Regions from separate parts of the Homo sapiens genome. Here regions 1 and 3 are each linked to region 2. A link is a loop called in an ENCODE intact Hi-C map of the cell type or tissue named here. Cell type or tissue: CD4-positive, alpha-beta T cell. All regions are shown on one strand.

Region 1 (8,000 bases), 810 kb after region 2:
TACCCGTGACATATCTGTGAATTGGACTTTAAAAAAATATTCAGATATAATTTCTGGACCATACAATTCACCATTTAAAGTATACCAGTCAATGGTTTTTAGCATGCTCAGAGTTGTGTCACCACAATCAATTTTAGAATATTTTCATCACAGCCAGGCGCGGTGGCTCATGCCTGTAAACCCAGCACTTTGGGAAGCTGAGGCGGGCAGATCATGAGGTCAGGAGATTGAGACCATCCTGGCTAACACGGTGAAACCCCATCTCTACTAAAAATATAAAAAATTAGCTGGGCATGGTGGCACGTGCCTGTAGTCCCAGCTACTTGGGAGGGTGAGGCAGGAGAATCCCTTGAACCTGGGAGGCAGAGGCTGCAGTGAGCTGAGATCACGCCATTGTGTTCCAGCCTGGGTGACAGAGCAAGACTCTGTCTCAAAAAAAAAAAAAAAAAAAAAGAATATTTTCATCACTCCAAAAGAAGACCCATATTCATTAGCAGCCACTTCCCATTCCCCATTGCCCCCCAAAGCTAAATACATTCTCCAAGTGACTCATGCAATAGGTGCTTGGTAGAACCATGGTCTTCCAGTCCAAATAGACCGTGGCTGGCCTGTGTTCTGAACCATTCAGTAAAGATGAACCCATCTCCCACCTCGCCCTGGGCTGCCATCCTGACGTGGCAGTAGGGATTAGATGGCCAAGAATGACCAGGTACTGGGAAGACCAGGCCTCTGTGGAGGCTCCAGATTTCAGACCATGCACCCAAGTGTCTAAGAAAATACAAATGTATTAATTTTTTTTCTCGATAACAAAAGTTTGTCTATGATGATCCCCCTTTCCATCAGGTAGTAGGGACTTGATTTTGGTCAATTTGTGTTTTCAGTTTTGGTCAATTTGTATGTCCTGGTTGGGGGCATAGTTTATGCCAAGGCATGGTGGTGGCGGGGGGCATCTATCCTGCCACCCTGACTGGCATTGCTGGGATGTTCTCATCCCTAACCAATGAGTCCTCTATCCAGATACAGGCTACTGGGCTTCCTCCTTTTATCAACCCTAGGCCAGTTCAGAATGGTGCAGGTCTACATTCCCCTAGAAGCTTGGGAGACATTCTATGGCTCCCCTAATCCTCTCAGCTGTGGGAAAGTCACTTCCATCCCCCTCTTGGGCCTGGAATCATGTTGCTGCCATCCTGCCACACTTTGCCTGAAGAGCTCTGCATGCCTGTCTCAGGGCCAAATGTCTGGACAATCACATAGACACTTCTATGCTGACCTTGGCGGGTGGGCACAACAGGGGAATCCAGGGTCTTGCTGCCACTCTGGACTCTGCCCAAGGACTGAGGACACAGTTTTCTGCTTCTCTTAGATTCTTAAACCTACCTGGGATCTCTTTCTCAAGGTGAGATGGGGAATGGGTCCTTTTAGGGGCTCCCTGCTGCTCTCCCGCTAGTCCTGTCACTCCTCCATCCTAGGAACCCTCCTACGGCTACCAGGATGGGGAAAATATGGTGCATCCTTCCAAATCTTTGCTATTGCAACTAGGCTTGTGAAATGTAAACGCCAAGATGGTTTTATTTCTTTGCTGTGTTTTCCCTGGCATCCCTTCCCAAGTCAAGGAAAGCAGATGTCTAATGCCCCCAAAAGGGAAGGGTATACATGCAACAGGAAACACCAGGAAAGGAAATCTGCTCTATTCTCTCACCATTCTTCCCCTGCCTCACCTTCAGAGCCTCAGCAACACCCCTCGGCAGGGGAGAGGCTGCCTGGGCTCTTCTCTGGATACTTTGATGGGAATTTGGAATTCTCCTGAAGTCAGCCTGAAAAAGAATTAAGTCACACATTATTGTGTGACTCTTCCAATCCCATCTTTTGATCCTGTGTGTGCTACAGGATAAGTTGTCCCAGCCAGGGTTATTGCTCACTTCAAACCACGTGTGAAGAACCTCAGCTTCCTCCTAGCCTGAAGCCAGTGCCTTCTTGCTGTCCCCAGGGCTCCTAACTGCTTCTTTTTCCACTTTCCAGGCAGGTTTTGTGGCGATAAGATCCCGGAGCCCCTCGTCTCCACGGACAGCCGGCTCTGGGTGGAGTTCCGCAGCAGCAGCAACATCTTGGGCAAGGGCTTCTTTGCAGCGTACGAAGGTTTGTGCGAGGTGAAAGCAGCTGCTCGGTGGCCCCTCATAAGCTCTGTCCTTCCCAGGCAGCCCACTGTCCCTCTCCCAGCCCAGACACTCCAGGCCAGAGCCACAGGGGTGGGGGCAGCCACCACAGGGGGCAAGCTGAGGATTCCACAGCCCCTCCTGCAACATTCTGGAAGCAGAGGCCAGCTGTGCCCACTTCAGAAGTAGTGCCATCCTTCTGACGCCATCCCACTCAACCCTCATTCCAGGCCAGCTGAGGAGTCGGCTTCCCCCATACAGGACGGTATTGGGGGGATCTAGAACCCTGTGGAAATGATAGCAGCCTCTGAATTGCTGTGTGAGCCTAAGCAAAGAATCTGACCTCTCTAGGCCTCTGTTTGTTTCCTTTGTGAAAAGAAGACTTTGGGCAACATCAAGGAATTTCCAACTGCGTTTCTTAGAAGGGCCTCTGAGGCTACCCTGGTGGCTGAGTAGAGGGAACCAATAGGTCTGGGCTCTAGGCAGCTGCCACCAGGTGATGGTGCTTCTATTTCTTCTATGTCTTGAGCTTCTCTGGCTCATTCCCCACCCCACCGTACCCTCTACCAAAAAAAAAAAAAAAAAAAGAAAGGGGAAAACTACCAGAAAATTACCAAGGGTCCTTTGGCCTTACATTACCAAGGGTCCTTCGGCCTTAAATTATTACAATTTTAGAGAGGCCAAAGTTTTGTCTTTGTAAAATAAGTAATGTGCATGTGTGCGCATGTGTGCACGTGTGCGCGCACGGGTCCTTTCCTACCAGCGGTCCTGTACTCTCTACCTTGAATCACCTGGGGAACTTCACGGCTACGCAGCGCTCCCCAACACCCACTGGAATCAGAACCTCTGGGGAGTGTGGCCCCAGCTTCCACAGTTTGCAAACTCCCTCAGGCGATTTTGATGCACAGCGAAGTTAGAGAACCACTGCTTTATGTGGTTTTTTCTTTATATGAAAAAAATTCAGAGTTAAAGACAAATGCAATCGTGCCTTTCTGGAGGCGCGGTGTTTGTGGGCTGGAGATGAAAATGTTGGTGAGCGGAGCCACCTAGTGGTGGCAAGCGCTGTTCCCCCCGCCTCCCCAACCTTCCTTCCTAAGTAAGATCTGACCAGGGCCCCCGTCTTCCTCTCCTGATGTCTCTTTCTAAAGCTACCTGCGGGGGAGACATGAACAAAGATGCCGGTCAGATTCAATCTCCCAACTATCCGGATGACTACAGACCTTCCAAGGAATGTGTCTGGAGGATTACGGTTTCAGAGGGGTTTCACGTGGGACTTACCTTCCAAGCTTTTGAGGTGAGTGCTGCTCAGACCGGCTTCCCAAGGAAACGGCAACTTTTGCTAGACATCCTCCACTCTGTAAAGATGGGTTTTCATTTTTGGCTAAAAACAGGAACCTAAGAGGCTATTCTCAAGCCCATAGTGAATTGTGCCCGGACATCTGACATCAACATCTATGCAGGCTTTGAAATGGGGTTTGACACCTTTCTGAGGGCAGTAAGAGAGGTTGAGAATAATAATCAAAGTGAAAATTCAGGATGGGATCCAGGGAAGTTTGGTAGAATTGTTCTTCTCTATTTATCCTCTTAGACTCTTCTCAGTTTGATTCACCCTTGACTTCTGCAAGTAAGGAGTGAACTAGGAAGCAGCATGGAGAGACCTGGGACACACTTGGGTCCTTTGGCCTCTTGGTTAGATTTTGAGAGTGATATTTGGGTTCTCTTCTTAAATCAAAAACCTTAAAGCAGAACCATCTGCCATCCACCTTGCCTCTGTTTCTTCCTTTAGATTGAAAGGCACGACAGCTGTGCATATGACTACCTGGAAGTCCGGGATGGCCCCACGGAAGAGAGTGCCCTGATCGGCCACTTTTGTGGCTATGAGAAGCCGGAGGATGTGAAATCGAGCTCCAACAGACTGTGGATGAAGTTTGTGTCCGATGGCTCTATCAATAAAGCGGGCTTTGCAGCCAATTTTTTCAAGGGTATGAATTAGCAGTTTGTTTCCACTTTTAGGCACAAGAAGAAATATTGCTCCCCCTGGCCTAAGACACACAAAACCATATGGAAGCTTACCACCAAACAAGGCTCCCTGCAGAGAAAAGGCAGCGATGCATTTCAGAGCTGGGTGTGAGCCCCCAGCAGAGTTCCCAACTGATCAGGAGCAGGCTCAGCCTTGGCTTCCACACGATAGAAAGTTCTGTACTTGGAAATTAGATCTAATAAGTTTACAAGGGCAAACTACACGGTAGTGAAACTGAGCATGGAATAACAGCAAATATTTGGATAGCAGCTATCATTAATTGATCACCTACTGTGTACCAAGAACTGTGTAAGGTACTTGACTTACATAATGTCATTTAATTCCCCAAATAACCCTGTGAGTTAGATTTGGATCAGGGCTGGGCAGGGCTTCTCAGGATCATGCAGGTAGTTAAGTGGCAGATCGGGGATCTAATTCAGTCGGCCTAATTCCTAAGCTCAAACTCTTTCTACAACATTGCTACTATTCCTTGATGTGGGCCAGAGAGGCAACCCAGGTGTTCAGCTCCTGGAACATCAGTGCCCCTAGACTACATGCTTACCCCCACATGATCGGGGTTGGGAGGAGAATAAGGGGTGGCACTCTGGGAACAAATTTCCGTGTTGCCCTGGGGACCTGCTGCTCTGTAGGGTCCTGATGGAACCAGGCCCAGAATGGCATGGGCAGACCGAGCTTTCCTGGCCCCAGAAGAGCCAGCTTCCAACCCTCCTTTGAACGGGCAGGTCCTCCTTCTCTGCTGTCAGGCCCCTGAAAGCCCTGAAGACCACACCCTAAGAGGGAAGCATGGCTGCTCCCCACTGCATTGGGCCTGGGCGCCCAGGAGCACAGCAGCAGCCCTTGAGTAGAGACATTCAGTCCTCTGCTGCTGTGGCCCCTTAATCAGTGACCCCACTTCCCCAGCCCCCCTACAACTTGTGCTTGCCCAGAGCCTGCTTTCTCCTCTTCCCTCCTCTCCTAGGACTCCTGGCTGAGCCAGCACAGAAATCCCAGTCCCTCCCTTGCTTCCATTCTCCTCTTCTGCCCCATCTTAGACCTTCTCCCAGGTTCTACGTGAACAGCCTGGGTGTCAAAAGAACCCACTTCTGCACTGTCACCCAGAGCAGGCAGCCATTCGTCCTTACTGAAGCTTCAGTTTTCCTCTCTGTAAAATAGGAAGAAGGACATCTGCCCATTGTACCTAAGCAATTGTTGTGAAGCCCCAAAGAAAGGACGGCTGTGGAGGCACTTAAAAGCTGGCAGGTGACAAACAAGGGGTGGGGCTGTTATTTTTTCCTATTTTGAGGTATCGGGGAAGAGCAAAACCCAAACAGCAGCAGAGGAGAATCATGATGGCGCTGAAGGATTGGAGACAAAACTGAGTTGCTTCTTTCTCAAGCCAAAAAAAAAAAGAAAAAAAAGAAAAAAAAAGCCAGGCCATAGCACTTGTATTTTGAAAGCAGGTCAGCTTCTGATTGCACAGGGAAGATATGACAGCCTTAGTTGAGATGCCTGGAAATTCACAGCCCCAATCCCACCCTGGCCCAGCCTGCACATGCCTGGTGTCTCCCAGCCTGGGGTGGCCCCTGTCTGACTTGGCAGCAGTGACACCGGCTGGGTGGCCTCAAGCAAGTTGCATGATTTCTCCAGTTGCACAGCTTCTGTTGCACAAGCTCCAGTCTCTCTACCTGGAGAGACAATGCTGCCAGGTGATTGCAAGGCTGTCATCAGGAGAAAATGGAATAGTGCAAGTCAATACACCGAGTGTAGTGTTTAGTCCCGTTCATTGTCTTTGCTAGGGAAGGAATCTTTGAAGTGGTTATTCTTTCTGGAAAAACCGATGCGACAATTTCTTCTGGCTATTGTGATGGACTGGTTTCCTATTCCTGCTGTAGCAATTTACCACAGGCTTGGTGGCTTAAAACAATGCACACTTATTATCCTACAGTTGTGGAGGTCAGAAGTCTAACATGGGTCTCACTGGGATAAAATCAAGGGGATGGCAGGGCTGCATTCCTTCTTGAGGTTCTAAGGGAGAATCTATTTCTTTGCCTTTTCCAGCTTCTAGGAGCTGCCTGAATTCCTTGGCTCATGGTCCCCTTCCATGGTCAAAGCCAGTAATGGCCAGTGTGTCATTCTCATGCCACATTCTCTCTGCTGCATCACAGACCTCTGCTCCGGTCAGCACATCTCCTCCTTCTGACCCTAACTTCCTTCCACCTCTTTGCCTTACACGGACCTGGTGTTGACATTGAGCCCACCCAGATAATCCAGGAGAATCTCCTCATCTCCAAGATCCTTCATTTAACCACACCTGCAGAGTCCTTCTTTCACCTAATTAAGATCCTTAATTTAACCACACTTGCAGAATCTTACATTAAGGTAACAGATTCACAGATTGTAGAGGCCAAGCTGTAGACAGCTTTGGAAGGCCTTATTCTGCCTACCACATGTCATGAATGATTATGAGGTTGTCATTCTAATTCTGTTTATTCCAGTCCCCTTGGCCTTCTCCTCCCCTGACTTCCACCCCAGGTTCTGTAAGCTGGGTGCTGGGGCTCCATTCCAGGGGGATAACTGGTAACCACTGACCATCCACACCTTACTGCTGGTGCTGCTGGTGATCAGCAATGCACAATTTTGAGAGTACCAGCTAAAGCTGGAGATTAGGCTTGTCAGGTTTAGGAAATTAAAAAAAAAAAAACAGGATGCCTAGTTACATTTGAACTTTAGATACAGAATGATTTTTTTTTAGTATGTGTCCCAAATATCACATACTGTGCTGAGAAGTGTTTGATGGTTTATCTGAAAGTCAAATTTAACTGGACCTCCTGATTTTTTTATGGAAAACTTACTGGAGATGCCAGTCAGGACAATGGAAGGTATTTCTCTGATGCTAAACTGGTTTGTAAGAGACCGAGGAAGTGCCTGGACCTGCTCAAGTAACCATGATAGCTGGCTCCATTTGCTGGTTAGAAGACGCCACCTTCTCCCTCCTCCCCATCTAGCGTGCATTCAACATTCATCAGTCTATGTGTTGGTGCTGGGGCTGGAGACGCCGAGGAAAGCACACAATGATTGTCCTCAAGTGCTCATGGTGGTGAAGGAGATTAGCAGCAAATGCGCGATGACATTGCTGTGTGGGTGTGGACCTTGGTGGAGGCTGTGAGACTCAGTCTGCGACGGGGCCCAGGTTACCCAGTGTCCTACTTGGAGGGCATTTCAATTTGCAAACATCTTTTCAGATGCCTGTCAAAGTGTGGACTAAGGCCCACCCAAAGTAACTTAGTGCACAGACCCAGCTTGACTTTTTTATGGTTAAAACAACTGCAGAGAACAACATTTAGAAAAGAAGAAATATACAACATTGACCTTGACCATGAATCTTAAAGTAGGAATCAGGATTAACAGAAACCTCATCTAGACCTATTAAATCAGGGAAAGGACATCTACTGAATGCTGGCCACGTGCCAGGATCTAGGTTATCTCACTTTTCTTCATTACAATCCCCTGGTAGGAATTATTATTGCCCCCGTTTTCCAGTTGAGGAAGCTGAATTCCTAACATGGCTGGGCTGGAACTAGAACCTGGATCTGTAGGATTCCACAATCCGCTCTGTTTCCACTAAGGAGACCTGAAAGCCACAGGGAAGGAACGTGAAGGGGGTGGAATTTTTCCTTAGTGTTTGTGATTTGATTCTGACACTGGTCACCTTTCTACCTTCCCGATACCACAGAGGTATAGGCAAAAGGGCTCTGGACGTGGCAAGTGGAGTTTGAGGTGCTGGTCCCATGTTCCCTACTAGCTATTCGCTCTCTTGCAGATCAGCT
Region 2 (8,000 bases):
TGGCTTATGGGAATCTGAGTTCCTTGAAGGCCAGAGCTGTTCTTTATATTCTGTTTCCACACTACCTAGTGCAATGCCTGGCACATACGAGGCCTTTGGTGAGGGTGGGAAAGTAAGGTGGAAGGGTGGGTGGGCGGAGGCCCGGAAAGATGTGTACGGGAGGTCCAGGGACACTTCCTGGAGCTGTTACTTAGAGACGAGTTACATAAGGACGGGGGCTTGGGGCGCTGTGGGGCAGAGGTGGATGTTTTGAGGGCCCAGAGTTCATTCATTCCGTGTGTATTTATTTAGCTGGTGATGTTTCACAGGGAGTCGTCAGGGATGTCAGAGTCTTGGGTGGGGGGTTGATGGAAGGGAGGTGCTGGATGGTCCAGGAAGGTAGGGCTGTCAAGAGTCGGGGCTGCAGATGAGAGGAGGAGGGAAATGGAAGCCCTGAGGGGTAGACAGGAAAGGGTAGGATAGAGTGTGTTGTGAGAGAGTCAGGCTACACTGCAGGCATCGTTTCCCCAAAATGACTTCTAGACAGTACTTTGGATAAACAGGTGTTTTGTTTTTTTTTTTTTTTTTTTTTAAAGACAGAGTCTTGCTCTATCCCCCAGGCTGGAGTGCAGTGGCACGATCTTGGCTCACTGCAACCTCTGCCTCCTGGGTTCAAGTGATTCTCATGCCTCAGCCTCCCAAGTAGCTGAGATTATAGGCACAACTTGTTGCCCAGGCTGGAGTGCAATGGCACGATCTTGGCTCACCGCAACTTCTGCCTCCTGGGTTCAAGCGATTCTCCTGCCTCAGCTCCCGAGTAGCTGGGATTACAGGCATGTGCCACTACGCCAGGCTAATTTTGTATTTTTAGTAGAGACAGGTTTCTCCATGTTGGTCAGGCTGTTCTCAAACTCCTGACCTCAGGTGATCCGCCCACCTCAGCCTCCCAAAGTGCTGGGATTACAGGTGTGAGGCACCGCGCCCAGCTGCTAATTTTTATATTTTTAGTAGAGACGGGGTTTCATCATGTTGGCCAGGCTGGTCTCAAGCTCTTGACTTCAGGTGATCCACTCGCCTCGGCCTCCCAAAGTGCTGGGATTACAGGTGTGAGCCACCATGCCTGGTGATGAACAGTCTTTAATAGTGTTTAATATGTGATAGAAAAATATAACTTATATGTTAAGTCTGAATTTCTAGATTCTTTAGGACCAGGCTAAAGTGTATATTTGGGGTTGTTTTGTTTTGTTTTTTAGAGACAAAGTCTCTGTCATCCATCCAGGCTAGAGTGCAGTGGTGCCATCATAGCTCACTGCAGCCCCTAACTCCTGGGCTCAAGCAATCCTCCTGCCTCAGCCTTCTGAGTAGCCGCGATTACAGGCACACACCACAGTGCACAGCTAATTTTAAAATTTTTTTTTAGAAATGGGGTCTTGGTATGTTGCCCAGGCTGGTCTCATATTCCTGGCTTCAAGTAATCCTCTTGCCTTGCTCTCCCAAAATGCTGGGATTACAGGCATGAGCCACTGTGCCCACCTAAAGTGTGTATTTGAATTTGTATCAAATTTAAAATGTTGAGGAAGAAATAGAAAAGTGGCCTGCATATGTGATAAAATTACTGAAAGTTTGCTAAAGTTTGGTGAAGATTACCATGGGCGAAATGGTGAAGGGGAAGATGACAGGGTAGTTTTAGGCACAGGAGTTCCTCCACAACCGAATAGGGGCTCCACTGACGGAGGGGGTGGGAGGGGAGCAGAGGGGAGAGCAAAGGAAGCTGTGTTTTTGTTTTGTTTTGTGTTTTTCTTTTTGAGACGGAGTCTTGCTCTGTTGCCCAGGCTGGAGTGCAGTGGCGCGATCTCGACTCACTGCAAACTCTGCCCCCCGGGTTCACGCCATTCTCCTGCCTCAGCCTCCCGAGTAGCTGGGACTACAGGCATCCGCCGCCACGCCCGGCTAATTTTTTTGTATTTTTAATAGAGACGGGGTTTCACCATGTTGGCCAGGATGGTCTCGATCTCCTGACCTCGTGATTCACCCACCTCAGCCTCCCAAAGTGCTGGGATTACAGGCGTGAGCCACCGCGCCCGGCGGCTGTGAGGGCTGATAGGGCACTGGTTCTCAAACTGACCAGGCAGCCAAGTCACCTAGAAGTCTTTCTGAAGCATGGCCGGGCCTTACCCCTGGAGTCTCTGATGCAGGTCTGAGGCCCAGGAACTTGCATTTCTCATTGGTTCCCAGCTGATGCTGATACTGTTGGTCCAGCATGACACAGAACCACTGATGCAGAGGTGGCAGTGGGTGTGCGGTTTGTGCCCTGTGGTGGGTGTGGATACAGGGAGGCCGCCCACTGCGGGAAGTGGAGGGGCTGGTGTGGCTGGGAAGACCCCCAGGCAGAAAGGTGGGATTGGGCCTTGGCCCACAGGATGAGAGCAAGCTCACGAGCTGGCGCCTGGTGCTGTGCACACAGTGGGCGCCGAGGCGGGCAGGGGCCCAGGAGGGCGGCAGCTGGAGCTGGTCCTCCACAATTAGGAGGGCTGATTGCCTGGGCCACACACCTGCAGCATAGTGCCAAAGGGGAAAAAGGGAAATAAATCCAGACCCTCTGAGAGTGCCCCCAGGAGGCTGCCTACTCTAGTTTTTCTGCCATTTTGATTAGCTCTGACAGAAAGGAAACCAATTTCTCCTGAGCGTAAATGTCTTAGGCATTTGTATGCCTTATCGCATTTAATCATCATAGTCTCGTGATGTCGGTATCACCCATCCATTTTTAAGGATGAGGGAACTAAGGCCTTGAGAAGTGAAGGAACTTGCTCGTTGTGATCTAGGTGGACCTAGGATGCAATAGCCTTGGGGCTGACTTGTCTGATTAAACCTTCCCGAGGCTTCCCTCACCCCCAATATTATCATTTGAATGTGTAATCAATAGAAAACCAATATGTAATCAGTATAATCCATTGTTAAAGAGCTACTTTACATTATTTTTCATACTAAGTCTTAGAGATTCAGTATGCATGTTACACCTTCAGCCCATCTCAATTCGGATGAGTCGCATTTCAAGCGCTCCATAGCCCTGTGCCCCCTACTCCTGTGGGACAAGAGCTGCCCGCAGGGATGAGAATGTCCAGCCACACGTGCCTGTAATCACCATTTCTACCACTAGATGGCGCAGGTGAGCTTCCCTGGTTCAATGCATCAAGTGTTAAGAGACGGGGTTGGTGGGGACTTAAATTTCTCTGTCTTTGATTTATTTGTTTAAATTTTAATCATTCTGCCAGAAGTGAGCTTGAAAGATTCCAAGCCACTACATACTTACCCTAGAAAAATCACAGGTAGTTGGGTCTGTGTGTGTCTGGGTACAACTGTAGAACGGAGTACTCCAAGTTAACGTCCATGTAGAATACAATGTTTATTAAAAGATAAATAATTTTAAAATTGCTAATTTAAAGCTTACACGTACATTATGAAAACCTAATAGTAACTGTAGTAATTATTTAGAACTCAGGCAAAACAAGGATTTTTTTTTTTTTGGATGAGTATTTTCTTACTGGCATTGTTTAGAACAGCAGGTGTATTGTGATAACAAAAAGGAGACCAACTATTAGTTAATTATTTAAAAACTTCTTCAGAGACAAATGACTCTTTTTTTTTTTTTTTTTTGAGACGGAGCTTGGCTCTGTTGCCCAGGCTGGAGTGCAGTGGCACGATCTTGGCTCGCTGCAACCTCCGTCTCCTGGGTTCAAATGATTCTCCTGCCTCAGCCTCCCGAGTAGCTGGGACTACAGGCACACACCACCACGCCCGGCTAATTTTTGTATTTTTAGTAGAGACGGAGTTTCACCATGTTGGCCAGGCTGGTCTCGAACTCCTGACTTCAGGTGATCTGCCCGCCTTGGCCTCCCGAAGTGCTGGGATTACACATGTGAGCCACTGCACCCGGCTGACAAATGACTTGTGTTCTGCACCCAAGGGGAACTGATTCCACAACGTACCCCCTCATCACCCCCTAGCCTTGGTCCACCATTGGTCCTCGCCATCCTGGAGCTTCCATTCTGTTTCAAGGATGAGGAATCTGAGCCTAGAGAAGCACAGTGTCCCCACTTCTGTCACATGGGTGCTAGCGGCAAACCTGGACTAGAAGTCAGGTACCCCAGACTCCCTGCCCAGTGCTCTTTTCACTGGGTCATTCTGTTTTAGCAGTGGTGGCCATGGCAGCCATTTCTGTTTCTCATGTCTCTAAACCCTAAGCCTGAGACAGTGACCAAGGGCCCAACCCCTGCTATGTCATTTATAGTCTGAGCATAGGGCTGGGACCAGAGGAGGCCCCCAGCAAATTGTTGAGTGAATGTTGAAAGGAAGGAAAGAAAATGCCCTCCAGACATTTCAGAAGCTCATCATTCCTGGAGGTGGGGGGACCTCAGCCAGCCATCTGGTGGCAGACTAACTACATTGGACCCCTTCCACCATAGAGGGGACATCAATTTTGTCCTCACTGGAACAGACTCTTATTCTAGATATGGATTTGCCATCTCTTCCCAAAATACTTCTGCCAGTGCAACCATCTGTGTCCATGGAATACCTCATTCACTGTCATGGAATTCTACATAATATAGCTTCTGTCTTGCTCTGTCGCCCAGGCCGGAGTGCAGTGGCACGATCTTGGCTCACTGCAACAACCTCCACCTCCCGGGTTCAAGAGATTCTCCTGCCTCAGCCTCCTGAGTGACTGGGATTACAGGCACCCGCCACCACACCAGGCTGATTTTGTATTTTTAGTAGAGATGGGGATTCACCATGTTGGCCAGGCTGGTCTCAAACTTTTGACCTCAAGCAATCCACCCGCCTTGGCCTCCCAAAGTGCTGGGATTACAGGCATGAGCCACCGCGCCCAGCTGTCTTTTTACTTTCTTATTGTGGCTCCAGAAAATGTTGAATTACCTATGATATCTGAATAGCTAGTATATGTATATGGCACCAGATTCAAAAGGTATGAAAGGATATTGAGACTCACAAAATGGAAGAAAATATTTGCAACTTATATATCTGACAAGGGAGTAGTGTCTAGGATATATAAAGAATTTTTTTTTTTTTGAGACAGGGTCTTGCTCTGTTTCCCAGGCTGTTGTGCAGTGATGTGATCACAGCTCACTGCAGCCTCAACCTCCTGGGCTCAAGCAATCCTCCCACCTCAGCCTCCCCATTAGCTGGCACTACAGATGTGTACCACCATACCTAGCTAATTTTTTGTAGAGATGGGATCTCGCTGTCTTATCCAGGCTGGTCTCACGTTCCTGGGCTCATGGGCTCAAGCCATCCTCCTGACTTAGCCTCCCAAAGTGTTGGGATTACAGGCATGAGCCACTGAGCTTGGCCAAGAATTCTTACAACTCAACAATAAAAAAAAACAAATAACCCAATTTAAAAATGGGCAAGGATATGAATAGACATTACTTCAAATAAGACGTACAAATGTCCAGTAAGTGTATGAAAAGATGTTCTGCTGCTTGAATCCAAAGAGTGTTAGTTCATGTCCTGTCCAGGAGATGATTTCCCCCACCTTGACTTTCCCCAGTGTCATTCAAGCCCCAGCTTTTAAGATCCCGCCCCCTAGAAGCCTTCTCTCTCCAGGCAGAGCTCTTGGCTCCACTAGCTGAATTCCCACAGCAGCATGAACGCATCTCTTCTGGAGCCCTGGTCACGTTGCACAGTGTTTATGTGACTGCTTTTCTTAGAGATGGTGAGCTCCTGCAGGGAAGGGATCAGTTCCTATTCACCCTTGCATCTCCCTGGCTTAGCAGGGTGCCTGGAACACAGCAAAGACTCAGTGTCTGGCTGGCTGGCTTGCAGGAAGGACAGCTGTCTCTATTTTTAATTTTTTTAGAGATAGGTTCTCACCTGGGCTGGAGTGCAGTGGTGCGATGACAGCTCACTACAACCTTGAACTCCCAGGGCTCAGGCGATCCTCCCACCTCAGCCTTCTGAGTAGCTGGGACCACAGGCACGTACCACCATGCCTGGTTGCCGCCTCTATTCTGGACTGAGAGTAGGAGACTGTAGCAGGAAGTCAAACCTGATTAGGTAAAGACCACGGCTCAGAAAGGTTAGGGAACTGCGCAGAGAGTTCTGGAACTGTGGCTGCCTCCATCTTACTAGAAAGATGAAACTGCTTTCTGAACCTGAAAACTCACCTATCTGGCTTGTAGATCTTTTAATATTCTAGGTTCCTGACTGAATGGGACGCCCATGAGTCACTGTAGGGGGGGCACAGGTCTGAGGAGAGGCAAGGCAGTGAGTCCCTAGGTTTCAGCTCAAACAGAAACCCTTTGAGCTCTGAAGGGGCATGTGCTTGCCATAGGAGGGAGCACCTGCTGGTCCTTCCCTCTCTGGCTCTGGTGGGTTGTTTCTGGAAACCCTTGGGTCCTAAGGAAACCCTTTCTCAGTCTGCCCCATTGGCTGAGGGCAGATGTGGGAGATGAAGGATGGGCAGGGGCCCTGCTCCATGAACCCGCACTTGGCCCGCCCTGGGGAGCCAGCAGGGTGCTCTGTGAACCCACACTTGGCCCACCCTGGGGAGCCGGCAGGGTACTCCATGAACCGGTACTGGGCCCACCCTGGGGAGCTGGCAGGGGTTGCTGGGCTCACCACCTCCTGTCTCTACAACCCCCAATCGCTGGCCGCTCACAAGTGGCCATTGGATGTGTGAGAGAGATTTCCACAGAAAGTGTTTCTGTGGCTGCCTCATTTTAATTAAGTGAACCTGGAATTTAAGGGTTAGCTCCTCGGTTTTGGGGTGAGCCTCTTGTAGAAATCCATCTCTTGTAACTCCCAGTGTTGGCAAGTGTGTAGTGAGATGGGGACCCTCACACCTGCTTGGGGTCGGCGGGGGGCTTTTCTGGGTAGTTTGGCAATAAATATCAAGCCTCAGACATTTCCCCTTGTGTTATCATTTATTTTTTAGGTGTGATAATGCGGTTATGTTAAAAACAGTCCTTTTGTTGTAGAGATACATACTGAAATATCCATGGGTGAACTACACAGCAAACAAATCTGGGATTTGTTTCGGCATCATACATTTGGGGTAAGGAGCGTGGGTGGGGTATAGCTGAGAAAAGCTTGGCTGTGGGTCAGCTGTTGTGGATGCTGCTGGATGAGGGGTTCAGGAGTTCATGGTACTGTTCTGTCTACATTTATTTATTTTTTAAAATTCCATAATAAAAAAGTTCAATTAAAAAGTCCCCTTTGACTTGGCATTTCTACTGTGATGACATCAGTCCAAACCCCCAGCATCACTCACCAGGCTTCCCTGTTTTCATTCCCATCCCTCCTCGGTTCAGGGGGATCATGCCCCATCTGCATCTCCACTCACAGCCCTGGGATCCCTAGGGCCCACCTGCCCCCAGGCTTCCAGATCCCAGAGCCTGTGGGTGCTCTCTGGCCTCAGCATCAGGGACACTCTCCCTCCACCCCCAAACCCCTCACCTGGATGGTGACTACTCATTCATCTGATGTCAGGTTGGTGTCATCTCAGGGGAGCTGCTGACTCCCAGGCAAAGTCACACTTCTCTAATACTCTCCATCCTTCATGGATGGGTCCTTCATAGCTCTCACTATAATTTGTAACTATAAACTCTTTTTTTAATTAATTATTTTTTTGAGACAGGGTCTCACTCTGTTGAGGCTGGAGTGCAGTGGCATGAACACAGCTTACTGCAGCTTGGCCTCCCAGGCTCAAGTGATCCTCCCACCTCATCCTCCCAAGTAGCTGGGACTACAGGCACATGACACCACGCCCGGCTAATTTTTGTATTTTTAGTAGAGAGGGTGTTTCATTATGTTTCCCAGGCTGGTCTTGAATTCTGGGCTCAAGCGATCCGATTGCCTCAGCATCCCAAAGTGCTGGGATTATAGGAATGAGCCACCACACCCTGCCCTGATAAGCTCTTGTGATTGCTTTTGTTTCATTGCAGTCTGCCTCCTGTACTAGACTGTGAACTCTCTGAGGGCAGAGACTATGTCCGTGTGGCTTA
Region 3 (8,000 bases), 440 kb after region 2:
TAGAATCATTAAATAAATGAAATGAAATTAAATTAATTAAATTAAATGGAACAATGCATATGCATACTTATGTCAAAGCTGGCATTCTTTTTCCTATGGGTGAGCATGTAAGGTAGCTCATATTAAGCCTAACTTCTACTATAAAAGGGGAAACCCCAAAATAGGACTCATAAAACCAATGCCAGAGACTAGAGCATAAATTCTATATTATTCTTTGGGGTGACTTCTGTTCCTCTGTGCTGCATTCTGGGAATTTTCTTCTGACCCCTGCTCCATTCACTGATTGATTTGACTGTAGCTAATAAAGTATAAACCCATCTGTTGAGGGTTTTTGTTTTGTTTTTTTGTTTTCTGAGACTGAGTCTCACTCTGCTTCCCAGGCTAGAGGGCAGTGGTGTGATCTCTGCAGACTGCAACCTCCGTCCCCTGGGTTCAAGCAGTTCTACTGCCTCAGCCTCCCAAGTAGCTGAGATTACAGGTACGCACTACCACACCTGGCTAATTTTTATAGTTTTAGTAGAGATGGGGTTTCACCATGTTGGCCAGGCTGGTCTGTAACTCCTGGCCTCAAGTGATTCACCCGCCTAGGCCTCCCAACCATCTGTTGAGTTTTAGGTTTTTATTATTATACTCATGTAATGTAGTAAATTACACATAATATGAAATGTATTTTTTTCTGAAAACATGTCAGTTTCATATAAAACTTATTTTAAAACCTTTAAAAGTGTATAGTTCTGTAGCATAAATATATTCACATTGTTGTGCAACCATCACATCCATCTATCTGCAGAACATTTCATTTTCCCAAGCTGAAACCCGGTACCCATTAAACCAGGGTACAGAGACCTGTATCAGTCCGTGGTCTGTTAGGAACCGCGTCACACAGCAGGAGGTGAGTGACGAGTGAGGGAGCAAACCTTCATCTGTATTTACAGCCGCTCCCAGTCATTTGCGTTACCACGTGAGCTCCGCCTCCTGTCAGATCAGCAGCGGTATTACATTCTCATAGAAGCATGAATTCTACTGTGAACTGCACATATGAGGGATCTAGGTTGCCCACTGTTGATGAGAATCTAATGCCTGATGATCTGTCACTGTCTCCCATCACCTCCGGATGGGACTGCCTAGTTGCAGGGAAACAAGCTCAGGGCTCCGAAGGATTCTACATTATGGTGAGTTGTATAATGATTTCATTATGTATTAGAATGTAATCATAACAGAAATAAAGTGCACAGTAAATGTAAGGCCCTTGAATCATCCCAAAAATATCTTCCCCTCCCATACCTGTCCATGGAAAAATTGTCTTCCACAAAACCAGTCCCTGGTGCCAAAAAGATTGAGGACTGCTGCATTAAACAATAACTCCTGATTCTCTTCCCCCAACCCCAGTCCTTAGTAACCATTGTTGCACTTCCTGTCTCTGTGAATTTTATTACTCTAGTTACCTCATATAAGTGGAATCATGCAATGTTTGTCCTTTTGCATCTGGCTTACTTCACCTAGCGTATCTCATCCATGGTTCATCCATGTTGTAGCATGTGTCAGAATGTCCTTCCTTTTAAAGGCTGACTCATATTACATTGTATGTATATCACGCATTTTGTTTATCCATTCATCAGTTGATGAACATTTGAGTATGTATATCACACTGTATATATATCTGTATGTATATCACACATTTTGTTTGTTCATCCATCAGTTGATGAACATTTCAGTTGTTTTCACCTTTCGGCTATTGTGAATAATACTGCTATGAACATGGGTGTATAAATATCTGTTCAAATCTTTGCTCTTAATTCTTTAGTATGTATATCCAGAAGTAGAATTGCTGGATCATGTGGTAATTTTGTTTAAATTTTTGAGGAACCACTATAGTGTTTTTTTGTTTTGTTTTGTTTTGTTTTGTTTTGTTTTTTGAGATAGAGTCTTGCTCTGTCGCCCAGACTGGAGTGCAGTGGCCTGATCTCTGCTTACTGCAAGCTCTGCCTCGCGGGTTCACACCATTCTCCTGCCTCAGCCTCCCAAGTAGCTGGGACTACAGGCACCCACCACCAAGCCTGCTAATTTTTTGTATTTTTTAGTACAGACGGGGTTTCACCATGTTTGCCAGGATGGCGTCAATCTCCTGACCTCGTGATCCGCCCGCCTCGGCCTCCCAAAGTGCTGGGATTACAGGTGTGAGCCACCACGCCCGGCCTTTTTTTTTTTTTTTTTTTTTTTTTGAGACGGGAGTCTCGCTCTGTCCGCCAGGCTGGAGTGCAGTGGCGCCATCTCGGCTCACTGCAAGCTCCGCCTTCCAGGTTCACGCCATTCTCCTGCCTCAGCCTCCCGAGTAGCTGGGACTACAGGCGCCGGCCACCACGCCCGGCTAATTTTTTGTATTTTTAGCAGAGACAGGGTTTCACTGTGTTAGCCAGGATGGTCTCAATCTTCTGACCTCGTGATCCGCCTTTCTCGGCCTCTGAAAGTGCTGCGATTATAGGCGTGAGCCACGGCGCCCGGCCTTTGGCCTCATAATTCTTTATTTCCTTCCTAGGTCTCTTATTACTTTTAATATTTACCCAACCTTTTTGAGTCATCCATAATGAATGTATAGTTCATTTGATTTGATTTGATTTATTTTTTTGAGATGGAGTCTCGCTCTGTCACCCAGACTGGAGTTCAGTGGTGTGATCTTGTCCCACTGCAGCCTCCACCTCCTGGGTTCTAGTGATTCTCCTGCCTTAGCCTCCCAGGTAGCTGGGAGTACAAGCACGTGCCACCACACTTGGCTAATTTTTGTATTTCTAGTAGAGACGGAGTTTCACCATGTTGACCAGGCTGGTCTCAAACTCCTGACTTCAGGGGATCTGCCCGCCTCGGACTCCCAAAGTGCTAGGATTGCAGGAGTGAGCCACTGCGTCTGGCCATGAATGTATAGTTCAAATACCTAGTCCACTGACCTTGCCTTTTAAAACAGTTGTGTCTGGGCTCAGTGGCTCAGGCCTGTAATCTCAGCACTTTGGGAGGCCAAAGCAGGAGGATTGCTTGAGTACAGGAGTTCGAGACCAGCCTGGGCAACATAGTGAGACCCTGTTTCTTCGAAAAATAAAAAAAATTAGCCAGGCGTGGTGATGCCTGCCTGTAATCTTAGTCCTTTGGGAGGCTGAGGCAGGAGGATCACCTGGGCCTGGAAGGTTGAGGCTGCAGTGAGCTATGACTGTGCCACTGCACTCCAGCCTGGGCAACAGAGAGATCCTGTTTCAAAAAAAAAATTAGTCCTCAATTCATTAGGAGTGTGGTTTACATGAATCGCCAGTAAAAGGAACATAGGGCTTGAATAGGCACTTATCTTTACCTGTATCTCACTGCCAGGGTGAAATCTAAAGCATTTATCACTAGTCCGGCTGAGGCACCTTCAGAACAGATGTTGGTGTAGGGTTGGAGCCCCCTGCTGGCAGCCTCCTGCTGTGCGTGACATTACTCCTTTGGGGGAGTCTCAAACGGGGACCCAGGAAGTTACAGGGAAGGGATGATAAAGGCCACTTGGAAGAACTGGGCAGTGACTGTTGATTAACAGTACGTAAAAGTAAGTAAAGGTGTTTCCATTTTAATGCAGCACATGCTGTCTTATTCCCCTGGGAAGACAAGCCTGGTACAAGGAACTGTGTGTGTAGTTTACTGTGGACAGTGGTGATACCAGGGAGCAGGGGTGGAGACTAAGGAAACTGACCAGGGAAGAAGGAAAACCAAGCCAGTCACATTGGTGACTGCAGTGGGCACGGGGGCTTCCATCCCAACAGCAACTTCTGAGGAGTTGTATACAGATAGTGCCTCAAACTGACCACCCAATGGATGAAAGGCAGAAGTTGTAAGTGTTCCCCCATGAACTCCCATCTAGCATTGACAGAGGGTCATCTTGAAGGTTGTAACGCCCTTGCGCTTGTAGGTTTCACATCAGCGAGTGCCGGGGTGCTCCCGCAGGCACGTCGCACCACAGCATCGGAGAACCTTGCGGGGTCAGGGGAAGATGTACAGCGCATGCTTGAGGTGAGGCAGGGCCACAGGAGGTGAGTTGAAGCCTGCATAGAATTGTGTCCTCAAATAATAGCAGGAATCGAGGTGTGGCCAAGAGGATCCAAGGCAGTGCGTGGAGCACCCAACACTTAGGCATTCCTCAAGAACCTTGTGTTCGGCAAAATCAAGCAGTAAGAGTAATAGGGCTTATGGGGAAAATAGGGTTAGAGGCAGATCACTCGTAATCTGTGGAAATCTGTAACCAGAATGCTAATAAAAATAGTGGTTTGCACATAAGGAGATAACTTGGACTGCCCAGACTGCCTCAGTGTGGCTGGAGACTGTCACAGTAGATATTTAAAATGTTCAATGTGATAGAGTGGGAACATGCTGGCAACACTTTAATTAGAGCTGGTCTGGCAAGTGTTGAAAGAGTGCAGATGGTGGTGGGCTCTGAGTGCTAGTCAGGTGGATCCAGGAAGCAGTGCAACCTGGCTGAGAGCTGGGGAAAAGGGCCCTGGGTGTGTGTGCTCATTGCCATTTTCCTAAAATACAGCTGAAAGGGCTCATGCAATTAGTGTAGCAGCTGAGCTGAGCGCTTCTTCCTTCCCTGATGATGGCTATAATTTTACTTCTGCAGTGAGCTGATTCCCATAACAGAAATGTGCATTCTAGCAGAACAAATGTCTTTCTGGGTCTCACTGTATGGTGAGACTGTGGTGCATACTGATTAAGTATTGGCCCATTTCACTGCTCCCGTGGGCTTGGCTTGCTCCATGCTGATACCGCACTTCCTCATTTCAGCCCTCAGACTCTGAGCCATTGCCCACCAGGTTTCCAGATGCAGTACCCTCTGTAGCTCCTCACCTGCCATTTCGAATCCTGTTTATTGACAGGTGTTAATGTGGACAGCCTATTTATTAATGAACTTCTCCGGCTTAATTTATAAGCCTTTCTCCTCCCATGAGAATGTTCCCCATTTCCCTCATAACTGCCCCCATGAGAATCCCTGATGAGTGAGCTCTGGTGCTTGGACTCCATCTCCCTCTCTTGCTTCAGATGTACCCATTATACATCAAAATGAGCTGCATAGGAGGCCAGCTGCCTCCTGTAATCCCAGTGGCTCACACCTGTAATCCCAGCACTTTGGGAGGCTGAGGCGGGTGGATCACCTGAGGTCAGGAGTTTGAGACCAGCTTGGCCATCATGGCGAAACCCCGTCTCTACAGAAAATACAAAGATTAGCTGGGTGTGGTGGCGCATGAGAATCACTTGAACCTGGGAGGCGGAGGTTGCAGTGAGCCGAGATCATACCACTGCACTCCAGCCTGGGAGACAGAGAGACAGAGCCAGACTCCTAAAAAAAAAAAAAAAAAAAAAAAAAAAACAGAGCTGCATAGGGATGAAGGAGATGAAAAACAAAGCTACCAGTAAAAAAGCAAGTCAGTCATTTATCACAGCTATGGTAAACAATCATTTTTCTAATTATTGAACAAATAAAAGAATAACAGTAATAATACAATGATGTAACTACTTTTATGAGTTGCTATGTGCCAGGTGCACTTTATGCATTATCTCTTTTTTTTTTTTTTTTTTTTGAGACAGAGTCTCGCTCTGTTGCCCAGGCTGGAGTGCAGTGGCGCAGTCTCAGCTCACTGCAACCTCCTCCTCCCGGGTTCACGCCATTCTCCTGCCTCAGCCTCCTGAGTAGCTGGTATTACAGGCGCCCACCACCACGCCCAGCTAATTTTTTGTATTTTTAGTAGAGACGAGGTTTCACCATGTTAGCCAGGATGGTCTCAATCTCCTGACCTCGTGATCCACCCGCCTCAGCCTCCCAAAGTGCTGGGATTACAGGCGTGAGCCACCGCGCCCGGCCTGCATTATCTCATTTAATCCTTATAAGACATTGTGTGCTCAGTGCCATTATTAGTGATATCAGGTTTTTACAGATGGGAAGAAGGCTTAGAGAGGTTATGTAATTTGCTCAGTCACCCAGAGTGGCAGAGCAGGAATAAGAGTGTTAGAATTTGAATTCATACATTTCTAACTATTTTCTACTACCTTCTAGCATAAACCAATAAATAATACAGGAAAAATTGAGCTGCTAGGACATGGTAAAAAATAAGAGTATATACAAAATCTATAAATACGGAAAGGAAGAGATTAGAGGAAATAGCTGCAGCAGATATGATAAAGAATCAGCAAATGCTCTTATTAAATTTATGATTAAGAGTATCAAGAAGCTGGGCAGGCGCGGTGGCTCACACCTGTAATCCCAGCACTTTGGGAGGCTGAGGAGGGCAGATCACGAGGTCAGGAGATTGAGACCATCCTGGCTAACACGGTGAAACCCCATCTCTACTAAAAATACAAAAAACAAAATTAGCAGGGCATGGTGGCGGGTGCCTGTAGTCCCAGCTACTCAGGAGGCTGAGGCAGGAGACCCGGGAGGCGGAGCTTGCAGTGAGCCGAGATCGCACTACTGCACTCCAACCTGAGCGACAGAGTGAAACTCCATCTCAAAAAAAAAAAAAAAAAGTGTCAAGAAGCCAATTACAAACAGACAAGGACACAGACAATATACAGAAAAGAAAATACAAATTTAAGTAAGTGGTAAGCTTTTCAATAGTACTGGTAATCAAATACATGAAAATGGAAATACTAACAAGATGCAATTTTGCATCTACAAATTTGAAACACTTTTGAAAACTAAACACAAGTGAGGCTATGGAGAAATATTAGTTGCTAATGGCATTGTAAATTGGTAGAATTGTACTGTGTAAAATTTAACAATACATATTAAAGGCAATAAAAATGTAGCCCCTCTCCCTCCATTCTGCATATTCTTGGGGGTTTATTTTCAGAAAATATATATATTTTTAAATTTTTTGAGACAGAGTCTTGCTCTGTCGCCCAGGCTGGAGTGCAGTGACATGATCTCAGTTCACTGCAATCTCTGTCTCCCAGGTTCAAGGGATTCTCCTGCCTCAGCCTCCCGAGTAGCTGGGATTACAGGTGCCCACCACCACACCTGGCTAATTTTTGTGCTTTTAGTAGAGACGGGGCTTTACCATGTTGGCCAGGCTGGTCTCCAATTCCTGACCTCAAGTGATCTGCCCGCCTCGGCCTCCCAAAGTGCTGGGGTTATAGGCGTAAGCCACCGCGCCCAGCAGAACATAATTGATAGAAAGAGATTTTAGTTGTTTAAAAATATTTTACAACAAATTTTCCCCAACAAAAGTAGAAATATCTTAAATGCGCAACACTAGAGAAATGATTAAGTGAATTAAGTCACCTTTACAGGACTGAATTATACAATTTTTTTTTTTTGAGACAGAGTCTCACTTTTTTGCCCAGGCTGAAGTGCAGTGGCATGATCTTGGCTTGCTGCAACCTCCACCTCCCAGGTTCAAGCGATTCTCCTGCCTCAGCCTCCCAAGTAGCTGGGATTACAGGTGTGTGGCACCATGCCCAGCCAGAATTATACAATTTTACAAGATAAGATTCACAACGAGGAAACTACTTATGAAACAACACCAAATGAAAAAGAGTAGAGCACAAATATGTATGTACATAAACTGTGATTACAATTATGTGAGATTTATACATATGGAGCAGGGAGAAAAACGTGTTGTTCCTTTGAAAAGCTAGAGGCAGAAATCCTCAGAAAGTGAGCTCTCTTAATTGTGCTGAATACTTCAAAGACCCTCATGTTTGTAGCAGTCTAGAGTATTGTAGCAATCTGGCCTGGGTTAGAGTGAGATAAGTAACACAGCATTGCTCTTCAAAATAAAGACAGACACGTTTTTAATTTCCTGGAGCAAGCAGAGGTGGGCAGAAATGGGGAGAAGATGGTGGAGATGAAGGGTGAGATCAGAGAAAGAAAGGTGGGCAAAAGGACAGGAGGCTAGAGACTTCAAGAGAAGAGATGGCCCAAGAGAATGTTCTAAGAACACCATGAGTCAGAAGTGCAAGAGAGAGCCTTGGGAGAGAGAGGGGGG

The links. Peaks named below come from ENCODE experiments on the same cell type or tissue, not always from the same donor. Only the 100,000 strongest peaks of a DNase experiment are listed, where the experiment ranks them.
Region 1: a loop joins it to region 2, with 8 times the contacts of the local background. A loop is called at or near these places in 10 of 110 quality-filtered maps.
Region 3: it touches region 2 in a loop (11-fold over the local background); 9 of 110 quality-filtered maps call a loop at or near these places.

Annotation. Positions count from the first base shown.
Region 1 is chr10:96,391,322-96,399,321 of GRCh38, reverse strand. TLL2 (tolloid like 2) reads left to right here. Exons shown (of 21, transcript NM_012465.4): 11 at 2,020-2,136; 12 at 3,302-3,447; 13 at 3,940-4,135. Among named protein-coding and RNA genes, the nearest start is that of OPALIN, 36 kb to the right of the region's middle. RefSeq lists an enhancer at 1,680-2,208. In CD4-positive, alpha-beta T cell, CTCF peaks have their summits at 2,988 and 3,187 (motif pointing left); a DNase peak (open chromatin) is centred at 3,191; H3K27me3 peaks cover 1,269 bases.
Region 2 is chr10:97,205,814-97,213,813 of GRCh38, reverse strand. All of the region lies in intron 11 of ARHGAP19-SLIT1 (ARHGAP19-SLIT1 readthrough (NMD candidate)), which reads left to right. Among named protein-coding and RNA genes, the nearest start is that of SLIT1, 24 kb to the right of the region's middle. In CD4-positive, alpha-beta T cell, CTCF peaks have their summits at 2,945 and 3,144 (motif pointing right); a DNase peak (open chromatin) is centred at 3,133.
Region 3 is chr10:96,761,274-96,769,273 of GRCh38, reverse strand. No RefSeq gene overlaps it. Among named protein-coding and RNA genes, the nearest start is that of PIK3AP1, 45 kb to the right of the region's middle. RefSeq lists a silencer at 3,299-3,388. In CD4-positive, alpha-beta T cell, CTCF peaks have their summits at 3,227 and 3,426 (motif pointing left); a DNase peak (open chromatin) is centred at 3,423.